2 separate regions of the Homo sapiens genome follow, and region 2 is linked to region 1. The links are chromatin loops, found by intact Hi-C in ENCODE. Cell type or tissue: Panc1. All regions are shown on one strand. Links, peaks and the distances in the headings refer to the core of each region. The heading gives the core; the rest is flanking DNA.

Region 1 (15,241 bases), core at 3,642-11,641:
AGTGGTGAAGCCCCAACTCTGCTAAAAAAAAAAAAAAAAAAAAAATAGGAAAATTAGCTGGGCATGGTGGCACATGCCTGTAGTCCCAGCTACTTGGGAGGCTGAGGCAGGAGAATCACTTGAAGCTGGGAGGCGGAGGTTGCAGTGCGCCGAGATCGCGCCACTGCACTTAACAGCCTGGGTGACAGAGCGATACTCTGTCTTTAAAAAAAAAAGACAGAGACTTTAGAAGGGAGACTTTTGTTAACAGATTACTGAACTACAGCTGCCCTTGGGGAAGCCTCCTATCCCCTCTGTGGTCCATAGCGGTGCCACAGCTGTTATATTATCTCAGATCTCCAGTTATATCAAGGAGTGACTGAGAGTGATATTCTTTTTTTTTTTTTTTTTTTTTGAGACAGGGTCTCACTCTGTTGCTCCTGCTGGAGTGCAGTGGCTTGATCTCGGCTCACTGCAACCTCTGCCGCCTGGGTTCAAGTGATTCTCCTGCCTCAGCCTCCCAAGTAGCTGCGATTACAGGTGCCCATCACCACGCCTGGCTAATTTTTGTACAGTGCCCAACCGTACTTTTGTTTTAGACAGCTGGTTTGTCCTATAATCCCAGCACTTTGGGAGGCTGAGGTAGGAAGATCGCTTGAGCACAGGAGTTTGAGACCAGCCTGGGCAATATAGTAAGACCCCATCTCTACAAAATAAATAAATAAAATAAAATAAAAACAGCTGATTTAGAACTATATAAGATTTAAAACAGGAGTTAAACAAAAACAACTCTCATTACAAGATAAAAACGAAATAATAAAAACAAATTCAATCTTGTTATGTCAACTGACTTTGTGCAAACCCAAGAAAAGTTATGAATAAGGAACTAAAAACCTTTTAAAACTTTTAACAATGCCTTATCCCTGTAGCATGGGCACCACCTTTTAGCCTAGGTGTGTGCTCAATAAGAGTTGATTTCATTTCCCCAAATAATACCATCAACAACTCATAACCGAGATTTTAACATCTTTTTATACTTTATATACTAGTTCCTCATATGTTACCTCATTTAATCCTCATAACAGCCCTGTGAAGTCAAATATTATGTTTGGTTTTGGTTTTTTTAGAAAGAGTCTCACTCTGTCACCCAGGCCGGAGTTCAGTTGTGCGATCGTAGCTTATCATAGCCCTGAACTTCTGGGCTCAAACGATCCTCCCACCTCAGCCTCCTGGGTAGCTGGGATTACAGGTGTGTGCCACTGCATCCCACACCACCACAGCATTTTATTTCTCTGAACTAACGTCATTTTCTGAGACTAGCAGAGGTTTTATTTACTTTTTTATTTTATTTTATTTTTGAGACGGAGTCTCGCTCTGTCACCCAGGCTGGAGTGCAGTGGCGTGATCTTGGCTCACTGCACCCTCCGCTTCCCGGGTTCAAGCGATTCTTCTGCCTCTGCCTCTCAAGTAGCTAGGACTACAAGTGCACACCACGACGCCTGGCTAATTTTTGTATTTTTAGTAGAGACGGGGTTTCACCATATTGGCCAGGCTGGTCTCGAACTCCTGACCTTGTGATCTGCCCGCCGTGGCCTCCCAAAGTGCTGGGATTACAGGCATGAGCCACCACGCCCAGCCCTGGTTTTATTTATTTTTTGAGACGGAGTCTCGCTCTGTCACCCAGGCTGGAGTGCAGTGGCGCGGTCTCAGCTCACTGCAGCCTCGACCTCCCGGACTCAAGCGATCTTCCCATCTCAGCCTCCTGAGTAGCTGGGACTGCTGGCACATGCCACCACACCTATCTAATTTTGTTTATTTTTTGTAGAGATGAGGTCTCACTATGTTGCCCAGGCTAATTTTGAACTCCTGGCTCAAGTGATCCTCCTACCTTTGCCTGCCAGAGTGCTGGGATTATAGGTGTGAGCCAACATGCCCAGCTGGGGATTTTATTTCTAAGCATTTTAAAATCAATGCAGGAAACAAATGCTATATAGCAGGTGTCGTAATATCAAATGTGTCCATTTCACGTAGGGCTTAGCCTTTATCATGTTATTCTAACATAAGAAAAACTACGCCAAAAATATAGTGTAGCCAGGTGCAGTGGCTCACACCTGTAATCCCAGCACTTTGAGAGGCCAAGGCGGGCGGATCACCTGAGGCCAGGAGTTTGAGACCTGCCTGGGCAACATGGTGAAACCTCATATCTACAAAAAATACAAAAAAATTAGCTGGAAGTGGTGATGGGTGCCTATCATTGCAGCTACTTAGGAGGCTGAGGCATGAGAATCAGTCAAACCCAGGAGGTGGAGGTTGCAGTGAGTCAAGATCACGTCACTGTATTCCAGCCTGGGTAACAGAACAAGACTGCATCTCAAAACATATATGAAGTTTTTACCACCTAGTTTCCTGAGATCTAAAAATAGGGATTGTCTAAAAAATAAAAATAAAAAAATGATAGTCTTTGTGAATGATGAATGAAAAAGAGTTAAAAGGAACCTTTTTGGCTGGATGCGAAGGTGACTATTGCCTGTAATCCCAGCACTTTGGGAGGCAGAGACAGGAGGATCACCTGTGGTCAGGAGTTTGAGACCAGCCTGGTCAAAAAGGTTTGAGAACCTATGGTCAGGAGTTTGAGACCAAACTGGAGTTTGAGATCAGCCCCGTCTCTACTGAAAATACAAAAATTATCCAGGTGTGGTAGCAGGTGCCTGTAATCCCAGATACTTGGGAGGCTGAGGCAGGAGAATCACTTGAACCCAGGAGGCAGGAGGTTGCAGTGAGCCGAGATCACGCCACTGCACTCCAGCCTGGGCATGATGGAGCAAGACTCCATCTCAAAAAAGAAAAAGGTTCTAGCCAGGCTGGTCTCAAACTCCCAACCTCAGGTAATCTGCCTGCCTTGGCCTCCCAAAGTGCTGGGGTTACAGGCATGAGCCACCGTGCCCAGCTTTTGAATCTTTTCTTTTTTTGACAGAGTCTCACTCTGTCACCCAGGCTGGAGTGCAATGGTGCAATCTCAGCTCACTGCAACCTCCGCCTCCCAGGTTCAAGCAATTCTCTTGCCTCAGCCTCCCAAGTAGCTGGGATTACAGGTGCCCGCCACCACGCCCAGCTAATTTTTTGTATTTTTAGTAGAGATGGGGTTTTGCCATGTTGGCCAGGCTGGTCTCGAACTCCTGACCTCAGGTGATCCACCCACCTCAGCCTCCCAAAGTGCTAGGATTACAGGCATGAGCCACCACACTGGCTGCTTTTGAATTGTTAGCTTAGATAATTTATAACCAGTGTTGGGGTTGGCTAAGCAATGAACATTGGCCTAGCTTAATGAGAAATACATAAAAGTAAAATGAAGAGTTTTCTCAGAGCTCCCAATCTCATTTTCAAGAAATGACAAAATCAGCCAGGAGCGGTGGCTCACACCTGTGATCCCAGCACTTTCGGAGGCCGAGGCGGGAGGATTGCTTAAGCACAGAGGTTCAAGACCAGCTGAGCAACGTAGCAAAACTCTGTCTCTAAAAAATTATTCAGGGATTGTGGTGTGCACCTGTCATCCTGGCTACTCAGGAGGCTGAGGCAGGATGATCACTTGAGCCCAGAAGTTCAAGGCTGCAGTGAGCCATGACTGTGCCACTGCACTCCAGCCTGGGTGACAGGGTGAGACCCTGTCTCATAAAACCAAAAAGGAATGACAAGATTGGTTGGGTGCAGTGGGACATACCTGTAATCCCAGCACTTCGGAAGCTGAGGCAGGAGGAGTTTGAGAGCAGGCTGGCAACATAGCAAGACCCTACAAAAAATTTAAAAAGTAGCCAGGTGAGGTGGGGCACACCTGTAGTCTCAGCTACTCGAGAGGCTGAGGCACGAGAATCACTTGAACCCAGGAGGCAGAGGTTGCAGTGAGCTGAGATTGTGCCACTGCACTCCAGCCTGGGTGACAGAGCGAGACTGTCTTTTTCTTTCTTTCTTTTTTTTTTTTTTTTTTTTTTGTCTCGCTCTGATGGAGTCCCGCTCTGTCACCCAGACTGGAGTGCAGTGGGGCAATCTGTGTTCACTGCAAGCTCTGCCTCCTGGGTTCACGCCATTCTCCTGCCTCAGCCTCCCGAGTAGCTGGGACTACAGATGCCCACCACCACGCCCGGCTAATTTTTTGTATTTTTAGTAGAGACGGGGTTTCACCGTGTTAGTCAGGATGGTCTCAATCTCTTGACCTCGTGATCCACCCGCCTTGGCCTCCCAAAGTGCTGGGATTACATGCGTGAGCCACCGCACCTGGCCAAGACTGTCTTAAAAAAAAAAAAAAGTGAAGGGAAAAGACAAGTAACAGAATTTTGTACTTTCAAATGAGTATATGCAGTATTGTGTCTATATCCTGCCAGAAAAAAGGAAATACTATTTTAAAAAATCATGCACAAAAGGAGGGTATCAGTTAGTACAACTAATGAAATAATAATAACTATAAACAATTTTTATTTATTTATTTTTTTCTTGAGACAGGGTCTTACTCTGTCACCCAGGCTAGAGGGCAGTGGCACAATCACAGCTCACTGCAACCTCGAACTCCCAGGCTCAAGTGATCCTTCTGCCTCAGCGTCCTGAGTAGCTAGGACTATAGGCATGAGCCACTACCCCCAGATAGTTTTTAATTTTTTTTATAGAGATGGGGTCTCACTATATTGCCCATGCTGGTCTCAAACTCTGGCCTCAAGCCATCCTCCCTCCTCAGCCTCCCAACGTGCTGGGATTAGAGGAATAAGCTACTGCGCATGGCCTATAAACAATTTTAACTATGAAAAAGTAGAGTGTTTCAATCAATCACATGAATCAATCAATCAAAAAAAAAAAAAAGGTGTAGATTGGGGGCAGTGGCTCACACCTGTAATCCCAGCACTTTGGGAGGCCGAGGTGGGCAGATCACCTGAGCTCAGGAGTTCAGACCAGTCTAGTCAACATAGCGAAACCCCATCTCTACAAAAAACTACAAGAATTAGCTGGGTACGGTGGCATATGCCTGTAGTCCCAGCTACTTGGGAGGCTGAGGTGGGAGGATGGCTTGAGACTAGGAGGTGGAGGTTGCAGTGAGCCGAGATTGCACCACTGCACTCCAGCCTGGGTGACAGAGCCAGACCCTGTCTCAAAAAAAAAAAAAAAAAAACGTAGAGCACTACCAACAGTTCTCCCTCATCCCAGAATAGAAAATCCCCCACCATTTCTTATGCACACACTGCGACTCTTGGCCTCCCAGGCAGGGCGGTGCCTGTTCTGGACCAGATCCCAGGTCCAAGGGGATTTCCTCTACACCGCAGACTTCTCTTTGATCTTCCCTTCTTTGAAATTACAGGGCAGGGATGCGATTTCCATCCAGGTAGTTTTGTTTGTTTGTTTGTTTGTTTGTTTGTTTGTTTGATGCGGTTTCGCTCTGTTGCCCAGGCTGGAGTGCAGTGACGCGATCTATACTCACTGCAACCTCCACCTCCCAGGTTCAAGCGATTCTCCTGCCTCAGCCTCCCGAGTAGCTGGGACTACAAGTGCATGCCACTGCACTCGGCTAATTTTTTTTGTATTTTTAGTAGAGACAGGGTTTCACCACGTTAGCCAGGATGGTCTCGATCTCCTAACCTCGTGATCTGCCCGCCTCGGCCTCCCAAAGTGCTGGAATTACAGGCATCAGCCACCATGCCCAGCCTAATTTTTGTATTTTTAGTAGATACAGGGTTTCACCATGTTGCCCAGGCTAGTCTTGAACTCCTGCGCTCAGGTGATTTGCCCACCTCGGCCTCCCAAAGTACTGGGATTACAGGCATGAGCCAACATGCCTGGCCTGCCATATAGTTTATTTCTTATTTATTTTATTTTTTGAGACAGAGTCTCACTCTCTCACCCAGGCTGGAGTGCAGTGGCATAATCACTGTTCACTGCAACCTCCGCCTCCCGGTACAAGCAGTTCTGCTGCCTCAGCCTCCTGAGTAGCTGGGATTACAGGCACCTGCCACCACGCCCAGCTATTTTTTGTATTTTTAGTAGAGACAGGGTTTCACCATGTTGGCCAGGCTGGTCTCGATCTCTTGACCTCAGATGATCCTCCCGCCTCAGCCTCCCAAAGTACTGGGAATACAGGTGTGAGCCACCATGCTCAGCTCCTGCCATCTAGTTTAGAACTCAAACATTTACCTACTGATGTGATTTTTATTTTTGTAGGCATTTGTCTTGGTTATAAGAGGGCAGGGACCACATCTTACTCTCCAGAAGCCCTGACATTGTCCAGCTGAATGGGTCCCCAGCAGTGGTGCATGTACTGATGCAGGAGAGTGCAGTGAGGGATAGGAGGAAGCCAGGAGGCGAAGACGGGAGGATGTAAGGAGGAAGGTGCTGTGTACTCAGCAAAGGCACCCTGGGGGAGGCCAGGCTTACCTCTCTTTGCAGGAATAGTTTATGTTTGAAACACCTGGCTGGGTGCGGTGGCTCACACCTGTAATCCCAGCACTTTGGGAGCCCGAGGTGGGCGAATCACCTGAGGTCAGGAGTTTGAGACCAGCCTGGCCAACATGGTGAAACCCCATCTCTACTAAAAATACAAAAATTGGCCGGGCGCGGTGGCTCACGCCTGTAATCCCAGCACTTTGGGAGGCCGAGGCGGGTGGATCATGAGGTCAGGAGATCGAGACCATCCTGGCTAACAAGGTGAAACCCCATCTCTACTAAAAATACAAAAAATTAGCCGGGCGCGGTGGCGGGCGCCTGTAGTCCCAGCTACTGGGGAGGCTGAGGCAGGAGAATGGCGTGAACCCGGGAAGCGGAGCTTGCAGTGAGCCGAGATTGCGCCACTGCAGTCCGCAGTCCGGCCTGGGCGACAGAGCGAGACTCCGTCTCAAAAAAATAAAAAAAATAAAAATAAAAATAAAAAAAATAAAAATACAAAAATTAGCCAGGTGTGGTGGCAGGCACCTGTAATCCCAGCTACTCGGGAGGCTGAGGCAGGAGAATCATTTGAACCCAGGAGGCGGAGGTTGCAGTGGGCAGAGATCACGCCATTGCACTGCAGCCTGGGCAACAGAGTGAGACTCCGTCTCAAAAAAAAAAAAAAAAAAAGTTTGAAACACTTACTGCTCTCTATTGCTCCTGCAACCTTTGTTTTCTGATTTTCTAAAAATCATTTCTCCTCCGGGTGCTGTGGCTCATACCTATAATCCCAGCACCTTGGGAGGCCGAAGTGGGCAAATCACCAGAGGTCAGGAGTTCAAGACCAGCCTGGCCCAATATAGTGAAACCCCATCTCTACTAAAAACACAAAAATTAGCCAGGCGTGGTGGCAGGTGCCTGTAATCCCAGCTACTTGGGAGGCTGAGGCAGGAGAACCACTTGAACCCGGGAGGCGGAGGTTGCAGAGAGCAGAGATCACACCACTGCGCTCCAGCCTGGGCAACAGAGCCTCCAAAAAAATAAATAAAAATAAAAATCATTTATCTCTCTTTTCTTACTTCTTAGGATGCTTTCATTGGATTTGGAGGAAATGTGATCAGGCAACAAGTCAAGGATAACGCCAAATGGTATATCACTGATTTTGTAGAGCTGCTGGGAGAACCGGAAGAATAACATCCATTGTCATACAGCTCCAAACAACTTCAGATGAATTTTTACAAGTTACACAGATTGATACTGTTTGCTTACAATTGCCTATTACAACTTGCTATAGAAAGTTGGTACAGATGATCTGCACTGTCAAGTAAACTACAGTTAGGAATCCTCAAAGATTGGTTTGTTTGTTTTTAACTGTAGTTCCAGTATTATATGATCACTATCGATTTCCTGGAGAGTTTTGTAATCTGAATTCTTTATGTATATTCCTAGCTATATTTCATACAAAGTGTTTTAAGAGTGGAGAGTCAATTAAACACCTTTACTCTTAGGAATATAGATTCGGCAGCCTTCAGTGAATATTGGTTTTTTTCCCTTTGGTATGTCAATAAAAGTTTATCCATGTGTCAGAACAGATTTGTGGAATTTGCAGTTCTGCCTCTTGGATATTGGAATATCCAATATTTCAGGTACTGTGTTGAAGCATAAACATCCCCCAGGCAAGAAACAGGCTTAAGACTTTGCTTAGTGCTGGGCACAATGTCCTCACCCCATGAGCCCACTCCCACTTCCTAAAGCCCTGGGACCTGGAAAGTCCTTTTTTTACCTCTTGGGATTTGTCATATATGAAATGTTACAGAGATTGGTTTTTTTTTTTCGCCTCCAATATAACAATAGAGTCTTAAACAAAAGTACTGATTGAAAAATGGATATTCGGGCTCACGCCTGTAATCTCAGCACTCTGGGAGGACAAGGTAAGAGGATCAACTTGAGGCCTGGAGTTTGAGACCAGCCTGGGCAACACAGCAAGACCCTGTCTCTACAAAAAATAAAAACATTAGCTGGATGTGGTGGCACCCACCTGTAGTCCCAGCTACTTGGTGGGCTGAGATGGGAGGATCCCTTGAACTCAGGAGTTCAAGGCTGCAGTGAGCTGTGACTCCACCATTGTAATCCAGCCTGGGTGACAGAGTGAGACCCTGTCTCTTAAAAAGAAAAAAGGATATTTGAAAATCACATAAAGTAAAAGAAATAAAAACAAGTTTAATCACAAAGGCCAGCATTTTCCCCTAAATGAATTAAATATTAATAACTCCTAACAGCCTATATAAACACATTTCTTTTTTATAAATGACGTGGAAATACTTGAAAGCCAGGTTTGTGTTTGTTTTGAGCAGAGCCAAGCAAGGGAAATTTCAGAACACGCTTTGAACGTGTGAGATTCTATACCCTCCCTGGAGGTATGGGGGAGGGGAAAGCCACGGGGTTAGGAAGTGGATACTGTTGGATAATTCAGTAGAAAAAGCCATAAGGTTTTTAATATTGAGAATTAGTTGAAAAACTTACTTAACCAAATTTGGCTATATAATTAAATAAATAATTATTCAGCCACATAAGCAAATCAAATTAATCAAATTTCCTTCCAAATCAGTTTCTGAAGGAGAGACATGAAATAGGTTTGGCACCATTTAAATGAGATTCCAAACAATGAGGCCGTTGTTCCCAACTGTGAATGCCTCCTGGTCGCTCTCCTAGAAACCGTTTTGTGGTGTTTGCACTTTTCAGTAGTGCCAAGCTCTGGGCAGGACCAGGCATGCCAGGACCTTGAAAAGTGCTGCAAACGGCATCAGCCTCTATGCTGCCCGGTGTGCATGGCAGGAGCAGGCCATTGGTGGGCGGGTGGGAGGACCGATCCCCCACTGGTTTTCACTGTCTGACCGTCACAGCTGCTACTGCCCCACTAGTTCTTGCCCGCGGCACAGATAGAGCCCATTTCTCAAGATGGGAATTGCAATAGAGAGCTTAATTCGTGCAGAACCGGCCAAACAGGAGGCCGGAGCTTTATTCTTACATCAATCTCCCCAAAAATTCGGAGGCTAGACTTCTTCAAGGATACTTTGGCAGGCCAGGGGATTCGCTTCTGGGTGGAGCCACAGAATTGGCCATGGGGTGGGGTCGGGTGGGGGCGGGGGCGGGGTTAGTTAGGTCCGGGTGGAGCCACTGATGGTCAGAAACACAAAAACCTGAGCCAGGCACGGTGGCTCACGCCTGTAATCCCAGCATTTGGGAGGCCAAGATGGGCAGATCACTTGAAGTCAGGAGTTGGAGACCCACCTGGCCAACATGATGAAACCCCATCTCTACTAAAAATACAAAATGTGGTGGGGCACGCCTGTCATCCCAGCTACTCGGGTGGCTGAGGCAGGAGAATTGCTTGAATCCAGGAGGCAGAGGTTGCAGTGAGCAGAGATTGTGCCACTGCACTCCAGCCTGGGTGACAGAGTGAAACTGCCTCAAAACAAAACAAAAAAAGAAAAGAAAAAAGAAATGCAAAAACCTGAAAAGACATCTCAAAAGGCCAATCTTAGGTTCTACAGTCGTGATGTAACCTGCAGGAGTAACGGGGATTTACAAATCTTGTGCCTGCCCTCTAGAATAATAACTAGAAACGGTGTTTATGTGTACACCTTGGCGGAATTTAGGCTTCTCTCATCCTCCTAGCCTGGTGGTCTCTCACTAGCTTTATGAAGGTGGTTGAGTTTTGGGGAAGGGCTATTATTATTTTATTTATTTATTTATTTATTTATTTATTTATTTATTGAGATGGAGTCTGGCTCTGTCACCCAGGCTGGAGTGCAGTGGCACGATCTTGGCTCACTGCAACCGCCACTTCCCGGGTTCAAGTGATTCTCCTGCCTCAGCCTCCTGAGTAGCTAGGATTACAGGCGCACGCCACCACGCCCAGCTATTTCTTTTTTTTTTTTTTTTTTTGTATTTTTAGTAGAGATGGGGTTTCACCATGTTAGTCAGGCTGGTCTCAAACTCCTGACCTTGTGATCCTCAAGCCTCAGCCTCCCAAAGTGCTGGGATTACAGGTGCCCGCTGCCACGCCTGGCTAATTTTTGTATTTTTTGTAGAGACTGGGTTTCACTATGTTGCCCAGGCTGGTCTCGAACTCCTGACCTCAGGTGATCCTCCTGCCTCGTCCTCCCAAAGTGCTGAGATTACAGGTGTGAGCCACAGTGCGTGGCCAGCTCACTCACTCTTGACACTGTTTCCACTTCTACTCCCCGACCCCCCAGTTCCTCAGTGTGGTGGATCCAGAAGTCTGCTTTACACAACTGCTCCCTGTGGCCACCTTCCCATGGGACAGTTCCATGCAGCCTGTTCAGCTGGCCCCGCTGACCCTCACACCCCACACAGACTACGCAGATATGCTGCAGTGCATTCAGTCACTGCAAGACCTCCTGGAACGCGTGACTGCTTGCTTTATATTTTGTTTGTTTTTTTGAGACAGGGTCTCACTCTGTTGCCCAGGCTGGGGTGCAGTGGTGCAATCTCAGCATACTACAACCTCCATCTCCCAGGCTCAAGCGATTCTCCTGCCTCAGCCTCCTAAGTAGCTGGGACTACAGGCGCCCACGACCACGCCCAGCTAATTTTTGTATTTTTAGTGGAGACGGGTTTCACCATGCTGGCCAGGCTGGTTTCAAGCTCCTGACCTCAGGTGATCCACCCACCTCAGCCTCCCAAAGTGCTGGAATTGCGGGCATGAGCCACAACGGGCATGTGTCACAACAGGCTGGCTAATTTTTGTATTTTTAGTAGACACAAGGTTTTGCCATATTATCAGGCTGGTCTCGAACTCCCGACCTCAGTTGATCCACCCACGTTGGCCTCCTAAAGTGCTGGGATTTCAGGTGTTAGCCACCTGTAAAAAGTTGAATTTTTTTTTTTTTTTTTTTTGAGAGGGAGTCTCACTCTGTCACCCAGGCTGGAGTGCAGTGCAGCAGTGCAGTGGCGCAATCTTGGCTCACTGCAACCTCCACTCCCGGGATTCAAGTGATTCTCCTGACTCAGCCTCCCGAGTAGCTGGGATTACAGGCACCTGCCACCGCACCCGGCCAGTTTAACTTTTTAATAAATAAAACTGAAAAAATGTTTGATCTATTTAGGGGGTACAGGTACAGGATTTCTACGTGCATATGTTGTGGAATGCTGAGGTCTTGGCTTTGAGTGTAGCCATGATTCAAATAGTGAACATTGTACTCAATAGGAAAATTTTCACCCCTCACCCTCTTCCCATCCTCCCATCTTTTGGAGTCTCCAATATCTGTTGTTCCCCATGTCTACCTATTGTTTAACTCCTATGCATGAGAACATTCAGTATTTGACTTTGTTTCTGAATTATTTCACTGAGGATAATGGCCTCCAGTTCTATCCACAGTGCTGCAAAAGATATGATTTCATTCTATTTGTGGCTGAGTCATGTTCCATGGTGTACATGTACCACATTTTCTTTACCCAGTCATCTGCTGATGGACACTTAGGTTGATTCCATATCTTTGCTACCATGAATAGTGCTGTGATACACATATGAGTACAGGTACTTTTTTTTTTTTAACTTTTTGAGATGGAGTTTCGCTCTTGTTGCCCAGGCCAGAGTGCAATGGCGCGATCTCAGCTCACTGCAACCTCCACCTCCCAGGTTCAAGTGGTTCTCCTGTCTCAGCCTCCCGAGTAGCTGGGACTACAGGTGCACACCTCCACACCCGGCTAATTTTTGTAATTTCTGTAGAGATGGGGTTTCATCATATTGGTCAGGCGAGTTTCATCATATTGGTCAGGCTGGTCTTGAACTCCTGACCTCAGGTGATCTGCCTGCCTCAGCCCCACAAAGTGCTGGGATTACAGGTAAGTACAGGTACTTTTTGATATATAGATTTCTTTCCCTTTGGGTAGGTACCTAGTAGTGAGATTGCTGGTTGAACGGCAGTTCTATTTTTAGTTCTTTGATAAATCTCCATACTGTTTTCTGTAAGGGTTGTAATAATTTACATTCCCACCAACAGTGTATAAGTGTTCCCTTTTCTCTGCATCATCACCAATATCTGTTGTTTTCTGACTTTTAATTTTATACTTATTTTTATAGAGATGGGGTCTCATGTTGTCCAGGCTGGTCTCAAACTCCTGACCTCAAGTGATCTGCCCACCTCGGTCTCCCAAAGTGTGGGATTACAGGCATAAACCACCACACCTGACTGTTTTCTGACTTTTTACTAAATAGCATGTGCTTGGGTGCGGTGGCTCATGCCTGTAATCCCAGCACTTTGGGAGGCCAAGGCGGGAGGATAACTTGAGATCAGGAGTTTGAGACCAGCCTGGCCAACATGGTGAAACCCCACCTCCACTAAAAGTACAAAAATTAGCTGGGCGTGGTGGCAGGTGCCTGTAATCCCAGCTACTCGGGAGGCTGAGGCAGGAGAATCTCTTGAATCTGGGAGGTGGAAGTTGCAGTGAGTCGAGATTGAATTACTGCTCTCCAGCCTGGGTGACAGAGCAAGGCTCCCTCATAATAACAATAGTAGTAGTAATAATAATAATAATGGCATGTGTCCTTCTTCAGCATGACCTTAACATTGCTCCCATGGTGAGGTCGGGTCTGTGCTCCTCCCCCTTGAATTCAAGAAGGTCTGTGACTGGCAGAAGTGATTCAAGCTAGGTCATAAAAGGTGACACCATTTCTCCGTGGTCTTCCCAGGATGCTTGCTCTTTGAACTCAGCCATCATGCTGTGAGGAAGCCCAGATCACAAGGAGAGGCCACATTTTGATGTTCCAGTCAACAGTCCCAGCACAGGTTTCAGATGACAGCCAACATCAGTTGCCAGACATGAGACTGAAGAAGGCTTTGTGAAGACTCCAGCCCCAGCCACTACAACAGCATGAGAGACCCCAAGTGAAAATCACCTGCCTGAACCCATCAACTCCCAGAACCATGAAAATAAAAAACTTTTTTTTTTCCAGATGGAGTTTCACTCTTGTTGCCCAGGCTGGAGTGCAATGGCATAATCTCAGCTCACTGCAACCTCCACCTCCCAGGTTCAAGCAATTCTCCCGCCTCAGCCCCCCGAATAGCTGCGATTACAGGTGTGCGCCACCACACCCGGCTAATTTTGTATTTTTAATAGAGACGGGGTTTCTCCATGTTGGTCAGGCTTGTCTCGAACTCCTAACCTCAGGTGATCTGCCCGCCGTGGCCTCCCAAATTGCTGGGATTACAGGTGTGAGCCAACATGCCCCACAAGATTGTTATTTTAAGCACCTAAAGTTTTGGGGTTATATATTACACAGTAAGAGTAAGTTAAATATCCTCCTGTCCTTCTAGCTTTTCAAATCTCTTACTCACCCAAACCTAGTCTCTCTCTGAACACCTGCTCTGCTTTAATCAATGTTTTCCCCATAGACCCAGCGAGAGGTAGGTTGGGTTATCTTCCTACTCTTCATGGCTGCTGAGAGACCATTTCTTCTTCTTCTTCTTTTCTTCTTTCTTCTTCTTCTTCTTTCCTTCTTTCTGCCTCCTCCTCCTTCTTCTCCTTCTTTTTCTACCTCTTCCTCTTCCTCCTCCTCCTTCTTCTTCCTCCTCCTTCTTCTTCTTCCTCTTCCTCCTCCTCCTCCTCTTCCTCCTCAACAGGGTCTCACCTCCTCAGGCTCAAGTGATTCTCCCACCTCAACCTCCTGAGTAGCTGAGACCACAGGCACATGTCACTGTACCCGATTGGTTTCTTTTTATTTTTTGTAGAGATGGGGTCTCACTATGTCACTCAGGCCAGCCTCAACCTCCTGGGCTCAAGTGATCCTCCTGCCTTGGCCTCCCAGAGTGTTGGGATTACAGGTATGAAGAACTGTGCCCAGCCTCATTTTTCATCTTCTTTAGCTAACCTAACTGTCTCTGTGTTCTCCAGCATTCTATTCCCTTGAATACTCAATCTCCTGTGTGGCTGCTGCAAGTCCTGGGATCTTTTTAGGATTCCCTCTCTAAGGGCCATTTATTTATTTATTTATCTATTTATCTATCTATTTATTTATTTATTTATTTGAGACGGAGTCTCGCTCTGTCGCCCAGGCTAGAGTGCAGTGGCGTGATCTCGGCTCACTGCAAGCTCTGCCTCCCGGGTTCATGCCATTCTGCCTCAGCCTCCCGAGTAGCTGGGAATACAGGCGCCCACCACCACGCCCGGCTAATTTTTTGTATTTTTAGTAGAGACAGGGTTTCACTGTGTTAGCCAGGATGGTCTCAATCTCCTGACCTCTCCCACCTGCCTCGGCCCCCCAAAGTGCTGGGATTACAAGCAGAAGCCACCGCGCCCGGCCGGGCCATTCATAAAGTGGTGCGTTAATTTGCCCACAGTCCGCAGTCCACATTGCAGCCAACAGCAAAGCCAAACGCCAGCTGTGCCTGGATCTCCCTACATACCACATTCACCCTTATCTCGCATACATTTCCTTCACTATGCTAGGACAAGAACACTTTTGACCTAATCAATGCACATGTTCTCAGTTCAAAGTAAAACACATAATAAATAACCCCCTCCATGATGCTCACCTCCTGGTGAGTCTCTGTGTTAAAAGCAATTGTCTTCAAATCTAACTCCTGTGAATGTTTATACTTCTGTTTATTCTAAAACTCCCTAATTAGAGACTTCCCAGTATCTTGCAATTCCTCAACAAGTCATAGGGAGCCCAGGAATAAATTATTAAAAAATAATTAGCAATAGGCTTTACCTTGTTTTATCATTTAGTTGGTGATCTTTTCCAATTTAATTAGTCTTGCTGATATAGAAAACATTTTTAGAAGAGGCCTGTTGGGTTAAGAACAAGGCTCTTTCTAGCTGTTCTACAGAAGAAGGA
Region 2 (15,241 bases), core at 7,203-15,202, 51 kb after region 1:
ATGCCAGAGATAGATAGGAACTTAAGTTCCAGCTACCTCCACCACTAGTTAATTAAAGTGCCCTGGGGTCCTGAATAAATCTGAAAGGCAATCAGGCCCCAAGGTCTGCAGTCCTTGGGCAAGTCCAGTTACTGAGCTTGCTCAGAGCCAGTGGAATAGGAATGCGTGTGACCCAGCAAGACACCAGTTTTGGTGGCCAAGGAGTGCTTGTATCACACCTCCCCCAACTCCAGGCAGTGCAGCCCGAAAAGAGACTCCTTCCACTTGTGGGAAAGAAAAGGAAGATTAGAAGAGAACTTTATCTTACAACTTGAGTAGCAGCTCAGCCACAGTAAAACACACAAGAGAGTCCTTCCACTTGTGGGAAAGAAAAGGAAGATTAGAAGAGAACTTTATCTTACAACTTGAGTAGCAGCTCAGCCACAGTAAAACACACCACTAAGCCCATTCCTGAAGCCCCCAATTCCAGGCCCTACTTCCTGGACATTTCTAGACCTACTCTGGGACAGAAGGGAACTTGCTGCACTGAAGAGATGGACCCAGCCCAGCAGGACTCACCACCTGCTGACTAAAGAGCCCTTGGGCCTTAAACATCAGTAGTAGCAAGGCAGTAGTTGCCATGGGCCTTGGGCAGGACCCAGTAATTTGCTGGTTTCATATGTGACCCAGCACAGTACCAGCTGTGATGGCCACAGGAGTGATGATGTCACCCTTCCCTCAACTCCAAGCAACCTAGCACAGACAGAGAGACTCCTTCTGTTTGGGAGAAAGTGAGAAAAGAGTTTGAGAGATTCTGCCTCATAATCCAGGGAATTCTCCCAGATATTATCCAAGACCACTGAGGCAGTACGAGTCTGCTGGCGTCACAGTGTTACTGGGCTTGGGGTACCACCTAATACATTCCCTTTGAATACTTAGAAAACCTTCTCAAATAGAATAGGCACAATTGAGCCCAGACTGCAAAGATTACAATAAATATCTAACTCTTCAATGCCCAGACATAGATGAACATTGACAAGCATCAAGACCATCCCAGAAAACATGACCTCACCAAATGAACCAAATGAGGCACTAATGACAAATCCCAATCACATATCTCAGGACAGATATATGTAACCTTTCAGAGATCTCAAAATAGCTGTTTTAAAAGAGCTCAGTGAAATTCAAGATAACACAGAGAAGAAATTCAGAATTCTATTAGCATTATTATATGCCAACAGTGAACAATCTGAAAAAGAAATAAAAACTAATCCAATTTATGACAGCTATAAAATAAAATACCTAGAAATAAACATAACCAAAGAAATGAAAAATCTCTACAATGAAAACTATAAAATACTGATGAAAGAAATTGAAAAGAATGCAAAACAATGGAAACACAGTTCATGTTCATGGATTGGAAGAATCAATAATATTGTTAAAATGTTCATACTGCTCAAAGCAATCTAAAGATTCAATGCGATCCCTATCAAAATACCAATGACATTCTTCATAGAAAAAGAAAAAGCAATTCTAAGATGTATATGGAACCACAAAAATACTTAAAGCAATTCTGGGCAAAAATAACACTGGAGGAATCGCATTACCTGACTTCGAATTATACTACAAAGCTATAGTAAGTGAAACAGCATGGTACCGGCATAAAAACAGACACAAAGACCAATGGAACAGAATAGCGAACCCAGAAATAAATCCACACAGCCACAGAGAACTCATTTTCAACAAAGGTGCCAAGCACATACATTGGGGAAAGGATAAGCGCTTCAATAAATGGTGTTGTGAAAACTGGATATCCATTTGCAGAAGAAAGAAACTAGACTTTTATCTCTCAACACATATAAAAATCAAATCAAAATGGATTAAAGACTTAAATCTAAGACCTCAAATTATGAAACGACTACAAAAAACATTGGGGAAGCTCTTTAGGACATTTAGTGAGTAATACCCCACAAGCACAGGCAACCAAAGCAAAAATAGACAAATGGGATCACCTCAAGTTAAAAAGCTTCTGCAAAACAAACGAAACAACAAAGTGAAGAAACAATACACACAATGAGAAAATATTTGCAAACTATTTATCTGACAAAAGATTAATAGCCAGAATATATTTAAGAAGCTCAAACAACTCAATAGGAAAAAAATCTAATAATTTAATTTAAAGTGGGCAAAAGATCCGAATAGACATTTCTCCAAAGAAGACATACAAATGTCTTCTTTTGTCTTATTGATAATAACTGTTTTAACATGTGTGAAGTAACTGCTCATTGTGGGTTTTTTTAAATGCCAAACAAGCAAATGAAAAGGTGCTCAATATCACTGATTACCAGAGAAAGGCAAATAAAAACTACAATGAGATATAATCTCACCCCAGTTAAAAAAGCTTTTATCCAAAAGACAGGCAATAACAAATGCTGGTGAGGATGTGGAGAAAAAGGAATCCTTGTACACTGTTGATAGGAATGTCAATCAGTACAGTATCTATGGAAAACAGTATGGAGTTTCCTCAAAAAACTAAAAATAGAACTACCATATGATCCAGCAATCCCACTAGTAGGTGTATACCCAGAAGAAAGGAAAGTAGTATATCAAAGAGATAGCTCCACTCCCATGTTTGTTACAGCACTATTCACAATAGTCAAGATTTGGAAGCAACCTAAGTATCCATCATCAGAGGAATGAATAAAGTAAATGTGGTACATATACATGATGGAGTACTATTCAGCCATAAAAAATAATGAGATCCTGTCATTTGCAACAACATGGATGGAACTGAGGACATTCTGTTAAGTGAAATAAGCAAGACACAGGAAGACAAACTTCACATATTCTCACTCATTTGTGGAGCTAAAAATTAAAACAATTGAACCCATGGGGATAAAGAGTGGAATGTTGATTACCAGAAGCTAGGAAAGGATTGGGGAGGGAGAGAAGTGGGGATAGTTGATGGGTACGAATATATAGTTACATAGAATGAATAAGATCTAGTATTTGATAGCACAAAAGGGTGACTACAGTCAACAATAATTTATTGTACATTTTAGAATAACTAAAAGAGTATAGTTGGATTGTTTGTGACACAAAGAAAGGATAAATGCTTGAGTTGATGGGTACTCTATCCTGATGTGATTACTACACACTGAATGCCAGTATCAAATATCTCATGTGCCCTATAAATATACACACCTACTAGGTATCCACAAAAATTAAAAATTAAAAAACACAGGCCCAGTGTGGTGGCTCATGCCTGTAATCCTAGCATTTTGGGAGGCTGAGGCAGGCAGATCACCTGAGGTCAGGAGTTTGAGACTATCCTGACCAACAAGCCAAAACCCTGTCTCTACTAAAAATACAAAAAAAAAAAAAAATTACCCAGGCTTGGTGGCGCATGCCTGTAATCCCAGCTACTGAGGAAGGAGAATTGCTTGAACCCAGGAGGCAAAGGTTGCAGTGAGCCAAGATCACACCATTGCACTCCAGCCTGGGCAACAAGAGCTAAACTCCATCTCAAAAAAAAAATTAAAAACACAACAAGCTGTAACTTCACCCATGCTAAAATGGCTATTATCAATAAGACAAACAAGTGCTGGTAAGGATGTGGAAAAAAGGGAACCCTTGTACACTGTTGGTGGCAATGTAAATTAGGATAACCATTATGAAAAACGGTATGGAGTTTCTTCAAAAAATTAAAAATAAAACAACTACCATATGATCCAGCCATCTCACTACTGGATACATTACCTCCCAAAAATGAAGTCAGTATGTCAGAGAGATACTTACACTACCATTATTCACAAGAACCAAGATATGGAAGCAATCTAAGTGTCCATGAATAGATGCATGAAGAAAAAAAGTGTGGCATATATACGCAATGGAATTCAGCCTTAAAAATCAGGAAATTCTATCATTTGCAGCAACATGGATGGAACTGGATGACTTTACACTAAGTGAATACGCCAAACACAGAAAGACAAATGGTAAATGATCTCACTAATAGATCAAATTTTTAAAAGTTAAACTTGTAGAAACAGAGAGTAGAATGGTGGTTACGTGAGTTAGGTAGAGGGTATGTAGGAGAGATGTTGGTCAAAGGATACAAAATTTTAGTTAGGTAAGAACAAGTTAAAGAGATCTATTGTACAACATAGTGACCATGTTAATAACAATATTTTATATATATATATATATTTTTTTTTTTTGAAAAGGAGTCTCGCTCTGTTGCCCAGCTGGAGTGCAGTGGCGTGATCTCAGCTCACTGCAAGCTCCACCTCCCGGGTTCACATCATTCTCCTGCCTCAGCCTCCCAAGTAGCTGGGACTACAGGTGCCCGCCACCATGCCTGGCTAATTTTTTTGTATTTTTAGTAGAGATTGGGTTTCACTGTGTTAGCCAGGCTGGTCTCAATCTCCTGACCTCATGATCCGCCCGCTTCAGCCTCCCAAAGTGCTGGGATTACAGGCGTGAGCCACTGCGCCCGGCCAATATTTTATATTCTTGAAAATTGCTAAGATAGATGTTAAGTTTTCATCACAAAAATAATTGAGATAACACATATGTTAATTATATCAATTTAGCCATCCCACAATGTATATGTATTTCAAAACATCATGTTGTACATAAGTACATAAAATTTTATTTGTCAATTAAGATTAATTAATGAAAAATAATTTGTATGGCTCTCTCCTGTGTTTGTCATGTCCAGAAGATTGACCACAATATATGGTTTATTGTGATTAATACTGTGACCAAATTTTATGTATCAACATATAGTATAGATATATATTTTATAACATATACTAACATGTAATACAACATAATAAATATTAAAACATTAAGTTTTAAGTATGCTTAACAAATTTTAAATTTTCTAATATGTCAATTTTTTAACAACATCATTTGAGGCTGGACACGGTGGCTCATGCCTGTAATCCCAGCACTTTGGGAGGCCGAGGCAGGTGGATCACCGGAGGTCAGGAGTTCAAGATCAGCCTCACTAATATGGTGAAACCCCATCTCTACTAAAAATACAAAAATTAGCCCGGTGTGGCGGCAAGCGCATGTAATCCCAGCTACTCGGAAGGCTTAGGCAGGAGAATAGCTGGAACCTGGGAGACAGAGGTTGCAGTGAGCCAAGATCATGCCACTGCACTCCAGCCTGGGCAACACGAGTGAAACTCTGTCTCAAAAAAAAAAAAAAAAAAAAAATCATTTGGAAACCAGTACAAGTAGAAATCTTCCATTCCCCAATAATTATATGAACCACAAGTATATGAACCAGACAATAAATTACTGCTTACTACACTATTCTAACTCATTATGATGCTAAATAATAATATAAATGTCAAAGGTATAATCTCTAGCCAAAGGTAAATTGTACTTTCTTGTTTTAAAAAGTTTATAACTCTTTTTTCTAGTGACCAGTTTAAAATGGTTTCTACATTAGGTAGTAATGAGTTTATGTAACATGTCTACACACTAGTATTTTTGCTTCCATTTTGTTGAAAGTGCTTTCCAGCACTCTCAGTGTCATGATTTATACAGAGAGATAATATGTACATGGCACATTGGGAGCGTTGGGATAGACAAAGAGGTTCTTCCCAGCCTCTGTAGATTTTGGCTTAAAGCAGCGTTCAGCAAACTTCTATGAGAATGAATCATAGTCAAAGTAAGCATTAGTTTAAATAAAACAGAGTTTGTGTTCCCCATTAGTAACTGTTAACTTACAGATTAGCAAGAGTTACCAATATTAGTTCAAGTTAAAATGTTATTTTGAGACTATGAGTGATACACATATATTTAACTTAATCATTCCAAAGCCTGCCCTCTGTCATTTTTACCTTGCAAAACTCCCCAAGGGTAGTGACGGCCTCTGACCATCCTTTTTCCAACTTTCACTTCATCTGTACTCCCTACCACAGCAAAGGGTAACAGCCCCTAGAAAACAAGAATGACATGAATTGAATTCTCTAGCACCATTAGAGCTTACTCTATTACTCTCATTCCTGTTATAAAAATGACAGGCCAGCGCGGTGGCTCATGCCTGTAATCCCAGCACTTTGGGAGGCCGAGGTGGGCGGATCATGAGGTCAGGAGATCGAGACCATCCTGGCTATCATGGCGGAACCCCATCTCTACTAAATATACAAAAAATTAGCCGGGCATGGTGGCGGGCGCCTGTAGTCCCAGCTACTCGGGAGGCTGAGGCAGGAGAATGGCGTGAACCCGGAAGGTGGAGCTTGCAGTGAGCCGAGATCATACCACTGCACCCCAGCCTGGGCAACAGAGCAAGACTCCGCCACACACACACAAAAATGACAGAGATGATGATATTGTAATAAATTTAATTAGACAGGGATCTACCCTGCATCTCATTTTAAGACTTGACAGTATGCACTAATTGGTTTCTGTCAGCATAAGTCTCAGGCTGTGCACACAATTGGAAACTGTCTACTGAGCCAGAGCCTAAAGCAAGGTATCCTGCTGTGGGAAACACATAGAAAAAAGATTTTCAGTAGGCATCATTTTTCTCACACTATGTTTACCCTGAACCATCTTTAACCTGAATGTTGAAGAAATAACATGCAAATAACTTTTAACTCTGGTATAAAAGTTAAAAGACAAAAATATTAAAAACAACTACAACTATTATAATAATTAATGGATACACAATATAAAATACTTTAATAAGCAATACTGTATATGTCTCAATAAATTATGTTTGTTTTTTTGAGACAGAGCCTGGCTCTGTCACCCAGGCTGTAGTGCAGTGGCATGATTTTGGCTCACTGCAACCTCCACCTTCCAGGTTCAAGCAATTCTCCTGCCTCAGCCTCCCGAGTAGCTGGGATTACAGGTGCCTGCCACCATGCCTGGCTAATTTTTGTATTGTTTAGTAGAGACGGAGTTTCACCATGTTGGCCACGCTGGTCTTGAACTCCTGACCTCAGGTGTTCTGTCCACCTCAGCCTCCCAAAGTGCTGAGATTACGGGCGTGAGCCACCACGCCCATCCCAAATAATTTTTTACATTTTACATTACTTAGCATTTCAATTCAGAAATCTATTAGTGTTTGAGGTATCTTAAAATAAAGGAGGTGTAAATTATAAGAAAAGAGAAATGGAAGACATGGAATTAACAGTTATCAGTTACAGTTACCTGTTACATTCTAGACTCTGTGTTTCAGATCCTTCACAAAGATTTTGGCACTTACACCTCAGAAAAAAAGCCTTAATAGAAGTGTCATTGATCCCATAGCATAGATAACAGTCTCAGGGAAGATGAGTGAATTGTGCAGGATCTTTTGGCTTTTAAGTAGAGAAGCTAGGATGGAAATCTAAATCTGTATACTTTCAAAATGTATCATCTTTCGGCTGGGCATGGTGGCTCATGCCTATAATCCTAGCACTTTGGGAGGCCGAGGTGGGCGGATCACCTGAGGTCAGGAGTTCGAGACCAGCCTTGCCAACATGGTAAAACCCCGTCTCTACTAAAAATACAGAAATTAGCGGGGCATGGTGGCAGGCACATGTAATCCCAGCTACTTGGGAGGCTGAGGCAGGAGAATTGCTTGAATCCAGGAGGTGGAGGTTGCAGTGAGCTGAGATCGCGCCATTACATCTCGGTCTGAGAAACAAGAGTGAGACTCTGTCTCAAAAGAAAAAAAGAAAAGAAAATTATCATCTTTCAAATTTAAGCTAATATTTTAGGTATTTACTAGCCTAAAATATTTACACAGATAAAGAGTTTCATCATCTTTATTACTGCCCTGATTCCAGAACCAGAGACAACACAGCATTCGCATCCAACCCCCATCTACCTGTTTTTGAGGCTAAGTCCTTGGCAAGTCTATTTGAGAGTTGGAGGCTCCCTTTTACCACTCAAGACCTACTTGTGAAATAGGGGCCCTGCCTTGGATGCAGCAAACAGAGAAGATGGGGGCCCTGACCATCCTTGCCTGGTTCATGAGGCAGTGGCTCATTGTGTGGGGAAGTAATCCAAAGAACCTCAGACTGGTGCTCCTCCTCACTGAGCTCTCAGTTACCAGTGGGTGCCTGAAGCTTCAGGGCAGGGTGGGTAACCTGCCATTGTTTCCACCCACAATTCCAGAACCCTGCCTCAGAGATTTTACCTTGGAGGAGAAACAGGCCATGAAATGGAGAAAACCCATTCAAAAAATTATATGTAATCCCAAGGGACCTGAATAGCCAAAAAAATATTGAAAAGAAAGACCAAAGTTAGAGGTCTCACACTTCTAGAATTCAAAACATATTACAAAGCTACAGTAATCAAAATAGTTTGGAAGTAGCATAAAGACAGACATGTAGACCAATGGAATCAAATACAGAGTCCAGGGTTAATCCCTCCTTACCTATTCTTCTGTTGATGGATATTTGGGTTGCTTCCATCTCTCAGCTACTGTGGATAATAATGCAATTTATATGGCTTTACAAATATCTAAGTAAGACCCTGCTTTCAATTCTTTCAGAGAAAGAGGATTGTTAGATCATATGGTAATTTTATTTTCAACTTTGGAGAAACCACCTATATTAGTCTGTTTTAACGCTACTGATAAAAGATATACCCAAGACTGGGAAGAAAAAGAGGCTTAATTGGACTTACAGTTCCACATGGCAGGGGAGGCCTTAGAAGCATGGTGGGAAGTGAAAGGCACTTCCTACATGGCAGCGGCAAGAGAAAATTAGGAAGAAGCAAAAGCAGAAACCCCTGATAAACCTGTCAGATCTCGTGAGACTTATTCACTATCACAAGAATAGCACAGGAAAGACCAGCCCCCATAATTCAATTACCTTCCCCTGGGTCCCTCCCGAAACATGTGGGAATTCTGGGAGATATGATTCAAGTTGAGATTTGGGTGGAGACACAGCCAAACCATATAACCACCATACTGTTTTTCATAGTGGTTCTAGATGAGAAAAAGATAAAACTCTATTGAAAAAATCAGGGACTATCTAAATAAATGGAGAGACATTCCATGTACATGGATAGAAAGACTCAATATTGTCAAGATGTCAATGTTCCATAACTTAACCTATGTATTCACCACAACCCCAATCAAAATTTCACCAAATTATTTTGTGAATAATAACAAATTAACTCCAAAATTTATATGAAAAGGCAAAAGAACTAGAATAGCCAATGCAATATTGAAGAAGAACAAAATTGGAAGACATACTATTCAACCTCAGGATTCACTGCAAAGCCATAGTAATCAAAACAGCGTGGCATGGGCAAAATAATAGACAAACAGATCAATAGAGCAGAGCAGAGAGCCCAGAAATATGCCTACACAAATAAAGTTAACTAATATTTGACAAAGAAGCAATGGGAATTTAATGGAGACAAGATATTCTTTTCAATAAACAGTGCTGGAACTGAATACTCACATGTAAAAATAAGAATCTACAAACAGACCTTACATATTTCACAAAATTAACTCAAATTGGATCATAGGCCTAAATGTAAAGCATAAAACAATAAAATTCCTAGAAGATAATGTAGAGTCCTAATTAGAGAAAGGGAGTCAGGCTGGTGGGAGCAGGGGAAAGCAAAAAAAAAAAAAAAAAAAATCAGATAAGCTACAAGTCTGCCTTTCTTCACCATCCAGAACACACGGCCCTCCTGCACAAATAACTCACAATCTTCCTGTGCCTAGCTATCAGCAGACCCTCGGCTGATACAAAAAATTGCAAGTTAGCTCACTGCCACTGATAGTGGCAGGAGGCGGACAAATGCCTAGGCAGATAGGGGCAAGTCCCCAGGGAAACCCCACTTCCAACCCAAGGATAGTTTAAAGCCTGAAAGCCAAGTTACAAGTCAAATCCATGGACTGGATTGAGAACCTGTCTTCCTGCTTGGTGCACTTTCCTCTGGCTGATCTCCACCCTTCACCTGTTTTACATATACCTACACTTCCTAATTGTTTTTTTCACATTGTTGTGCCCACCTTTGGGTGGTGCCTTTGTTTTAACCTTTTTGCATACTCACAAACCAATCAGCATGCACTCGCCTATTCTGAGCCCATAAAAGCCCTGGGCTTAGCCACACAAGGAGAGAAACAGCCCCCAGGTCCCCTCTCCACTGAGAGCTGTTCCATCACTCAATAAAATTCTTCTGTCTTCCTCATCCTTCAATTGTCAGGGTATCCTCATTCTTCTTGGTTGTGGGACAAGAGCTCATGAACTGCTGATCTCAGATAGAAGCTTTAACACAGGCAGGCTGGGGCATGCTGGCCCAGCCACAGGCTGAGCCACTGTGCAAGCCAGAATGGGCCAAATGGATGGGGCTACCTGTGTGGCAGGTAGCGCGCCCAAGCAAGGCCCAGGTGGGGGTGTCACTGGCTGGAGGTCCCTGGCTGGCAAAATGATTGAGAGGAATCCTGCATCACAACCTTGGCATTATCAGCACTACACAAAGCCCTCTTCAGCATACAGCCTAAGAACTAGCCTATAAAATCTGCAGCAATCCTTTGTTTGTTTGCAGTCAGCTTCTTTCTTGCAAGCTGCCTGTTGCCTCCCTAGCAATGTATTTTCCTACTTTCTGTAATAAATCTACCTTCCTTACCTACAGCAAGGTAAATTCTTTTTTTTTTTTTTTTGAGAGAGAGAGTGTCTCACTCTGTCACCCAGGCTGGAGTGCAGTGGTGCAATCCTGGCTCACTGCAACCTCTGCCTCAACAAGGTAAATTCTTTTATGCCTGCACCACCAGGCCAGATAGTCATCACTCCCTTGCAACAGATAACATAAAAGGAAATGCAGGTGACTTTGAATTTAGCAATGACTTCATCGATATAACACTGAAAACATCATTGATGAATGGAAAGAATCAATGAGTTGAACTTCATTAAAACTAAAACTTCTGCTAGCAAAAGACACTGTTAAAGATAACAAGATAAGCCACCGACTGAGAGAAAATCTTTGCAAAACACACACTTGATAAAGGACTGATGTCCAAAATATACAAAGAACTCTTAAAACCCAACAAAAAAATGAACAACTCAATTAAAAATGGGCACAAGATCCAAATAGCCACCTCAACAAAAAAGATATTCAGATAACAAATTAGCATGTAAAAAAGATGATCAACATCATACATCCTCAGGGAATTGCAAATTAAAAGAAAAATACATGGTACTACACATTTATTAAATTTCCACCCACTGAATCTAAAATAAAACTCAGTAATTTTTTTTAGGCCAAGCACAGTGGCTCACATCTGTAATCCCAGCACTTTGGAAGGCTGAGGTAGGCGGATCACCTGAGGTCAGGAGTTCAAGACTAGCCTGGCCAACATGGTGAAACCCCATCTCTACTAAAAATACAAAAAAAAAAAATAGCCAGGCGTGGTGGTGCATGCCTGTAATCCCAGATACTTGGGAGGCTGAGGCAGGAGAATCGCTTGAACCCAGGAGGTGGAGGTTGCAGTGAGCCAAGATCACGCCACTGCACTCCAGCCTGGGTGACAAGAATGAGACTCCATCTCAAAAAAACAAACAAACAATTTTTTTTTTTAATTTCCAAAATCCCAAACACTGACAACACCAAATCCTGGCAAAGATACAGAGCAGCAGGAACTATCACTCATTGCCAGTGGGAATGCAAAATGGCAGTAACCACATCGTAAGACTGGTAGTTTCTTTCGAAACTAAACGTACTTTTACCATATGATCAAGAAGTGCACTCATCAGTATTTATCCAAATAAGTTGAAAACTTGCGTCCATACAAAAGCCTGCACACAAATGTTTATAGCAACTTTACTCATAATTGCTAAAACTTGAAAGCATCCAAGATGTCCTTTAATCAGTGAGTGGATAAACAAACTGTGGCATACCTAAACATGAAATATTATTTAATAATGAGAAATCAGCTATCAAGCCACAAAAAAAGACACAGAGAAACCTTAAATACATATTTCTAAGTGGATGAAGCCAATCCAAAAGTTCTACATGAACTATAATTCCAACTATGTGATATTCCCAAAATAAAAAATTACGGAGAGTAAAAAGATCAATAGTTGCCAAGGGTAAAGGGAAAAGAGGGAGACAAATGAATAGGTCAAGTACAGGTGATATTTAGGGCAGTGAAACTATGGTGAATGTTACTGCAGTATGGGATAGAGGTCATTAGACATTTGTTGAAACCCATACAATGTTCAACACAAACAATGAAGACTGTTGTCAGATACGAACTTTAGTTTATAACTTACCAATATTGCCTCATCAAGTGTAACAAATGCACCACACTTAATGCAGGATGTTAATAATAGAAGAAAATCAAGGGAGGGCATTAAGATCTCTGTTCTTTCCACTCAATTTTTCTACAACCATAAAACTACTAAAAAAACATAAAAGTATTTTACATTTAAAAAGAAGGATGGGGCCGGGCGTGGTGACTCACACCTGTAATCCCAGCACTTTGGGAGGCCGAGGCGGTTGGATCATTTGAGGTCAGGAGTTTGAGACCAGCTTGGCCACCGTAGTGAGACCCCCACCTCTACTAAAAATACAAAAATTGGCCGGGCATGGTGGCTCACTCCTGTAATCCCAGCACTTTGGGAGGCCGAGGCGGGTGGATCACGAGGTCAGGAGATCGAGACCATCCTGGCTAACACAGTGAAACCCCATCTCTAATCAAAATACAAAAAATTAGCTGGGCGTGGTGGCAGGCGCCTGTAGTCCCAGCTACTCAGGAGGCTGAGGCAGGAGAATGGCGTGAACCCGGGAGGCGGAGCTTGCAGTGAGCCGAGATCGAGCCACTGCACTCCAGCCTGGCGACAGAGTGAGACTCCGTCTCAAAAAAAAAAAAAAGTCACAATTATTTATCATATTTATTACCTCAAATAATTATTATTTTCTTTGCTTTTTGGGGGGTGAGAACATGTAGATCTACTCTTTTACCAAATTTCAAGTATACAATGTTGTATATTGTTAACTATATTCACACTGCCATACATTAGATTTTCAGAACTTACTGATTTTGCAAACTGAATCTTTGCATACCCTGACCTATATCACAAAGAGAATTTTGAAAGCAGCAAGAGAAAAACATCTTGTCCCATATAAGGGAGGCTGCGTAAGACTATCAATGGATTTCTCAAAAGAATCTTGCAGATCAAGAAACAGTGGGATGATTCAATGTACTGGAAGAAAGAGAAAGACCAAAAGGAATACTTTACCCCAGAAAAGCTGTCCTTTAAGAATAAAGGATGGGCTGGGCCAGGTGGCTCACGCCTGTAATCCCAGCACTTTGGGAGGCTGAGGCAGGCAGATCACCTGAGGTCAGGAGTTCAAGACCAGCCTGGCCAACATGGCAAAACCCTGTCTCTACTAAAAATACAAAAATTAGCCAATGTGATATAGGGTGCCTGTAATCCCAGCTACTCAGGAGGCTGAGGCAGGAGAATTGCTTGAACCCAGGAGGTAGAGGTTGCAGTGAGCCGAGGCCATGCCATTGTACTCCAGCCTGGGCAACAAGAGTAAAACACTGTCCCAGAAAAAAAAAAAAAAAAGAATAAAGAACAATGCTGCCATCTGATCTTTTCAGCTGTGGCCTGGCACCCTTCTGAGAGCCCGGCTCCCAGATACTTGCAGTCTGCCCTGGCACTGCTGTCACTTTAGCATTCTGCAGTTGCCTGAGCATTCTTCCTGCCCCTGCCTAAGTTTTCTGCCAGCTGTGTGGGGGCCAGCCTGCCCCTCTCTATCACAGCCAGCACCTGAACCCTGGGTACCTGAGGACACATATGCCAGCCTGCTTCTGATCCAGTCCCTCCAGTACTTATGCATGCCATCCAGAGCACCATATAGGGATCTGAGAATCAAGAAAATGGCTAGCCCAGTACACCATTGGCACATGATCGCTCTCTCTGGAGACTAAGGCTGTGCTGACCCAGCTAGCCAACACTGCAACAGCTGAAATCCACCCTCATGTGCTGAAAGGTGAAGCTGCTTCCCCTTTGTACACAAAGGAGCAGCGTTCCTGCATGAGAGAACAGGCAAGCCACAGGGCTGTCTGTATTGGCCTGAGGGAAGAGGTCCTACCCTGAGGTTGCTCCTGTGAAGAGCCACAAGACAGGCATTTTCAATGGCTCTTGGCTACGTTATGACCTAGAGATAGATGACTGGGTCTGTATGAACTGAGAGTCATGAACTCTGGGACAGGGGTAGGATAGGGAAACACATCATGTTCCTACCTACACAGGAGGTAGAGCTGGTACAGCTCCTCCCTCCCTACAGAGACCTGTGAGCATTTCACCAGGAGCTGCACCAGCCACCCTCTAAAGGCTACTGTTCACGTTCATCATTGAGATGTTGGTGGGTAAGCTTTGTGGTCCAGCTCTGCCCAGCTGTGTCTTCCCCTCTGGGCTGAACAGGCAACTCAGAGTCTAGGCATTACATAGACCAGCCTATCACCTGAAACAACAGACAGGAAATCACAGTAAACAAAGATCAAACACACACCATCTGCTTCTGCCATAGCTGGCTCTTACTCATAAGTGCCACTTACTGGCATGGAGGTTAAACTACACAAATCAATAAAAAGTCTACTGACAGAAGGGCACAGGGCTAAAGAAACAAAGCCAAAGCCCCCTACCCAATATATGCTGTAGTTACACCCACAAGGAGGAAAAACCCCATCTAAATTAAAGTAAATTCAAAAATAAGAAGTGACAACTTTCCCAGATGAGAAGAAACCATCATAAGAAGTTTGGCATCATGAAGAAAAAAAAAAAAGCAGAATGTTTTGACACTACCAAAGGACACACTAGCTCTCTCGCAATGGATCCTAACCAAAATGAAAATTCTGAAATGAAAGATAATGAATTCAAAATATGGATTATAAGGAAGTTCAATGAGATCCAAGACAAAGCTGAAAATCAACACAAAGATACCAGAACAATGCAGAATGTGAATGAAGTACAGATATCTTAAAAAAAAAACAATTGAATTTCTAGAAATGAAAAACACACTGAAGGGTTGGGTTACAGATGAAAGCTTTTTTTTTTTTTTTTTCTTTTTGAGACAGAGTCTTGCTCTGTCGCCCAGGCTGCAGTGCAGTGGCGCCATCTCAGCTCACTGCAAGCTCCACCTCCCGGGTTCACACCATTCTCCTGCCTCAGCCTCCTGAGTAGCTGGGACTACAGGCACCCACTACCACGCCCGGCTAATTTTTTGTATTTTTAGTAGAGGTGGGGTTTCACCGTGTTAGCCAGGATGGTCTCGATCTCCT

What was found. A loop is a pair of places that touch in the nucleus more often than their neighbours do. Peaks named below come from ENCODE experiments on the same cell type or tissue, not always from the same donor. Only the 100,000 strongest peaks of a DNase experiment are listed, where the experiment ranks them.
Region 2: a loop joins it to region 1, with 8 times the contacts of the local background. A loop is called at or near these places in 1 of 110 quality-filtered maps.

The regions. Positions count from the first base shown.
Region 1 is chr7:55,765,720-55,780,960 of GRCh38, forward strand. It overlaps the pseudogene PSPHP1. Among named protein-coding and RNA genes, the nearest start is that of SEPTIN14, 89 kb to the right of the region's middle. RefSeq lists an enhancer at 9,239-9,738. In Panc1, for the core only: no CTCF peak of the experiment used is centred there; no DNase peak of the experiment used is centred there; H3K4me3 peaks cover 440 bases; H3K27ac peaks cover 2,389 bases.
Region 2 is chr7:55,813,293-55,828,533 of GRCh38, forward strand. SEPTIN14 (septin 14) reads right to left here. Exons shown (of 10, transcript NM_207366.3): 7 at 5,835-5,931. Among named protein-coding and RNA genes, the nearest start is that of SEPTIN14, 42 kb to the right of the region's middle. In Panc1, for the core only: no CTCF peak of the experiment used is centred there; no DNase peak of the experiment used is centred there.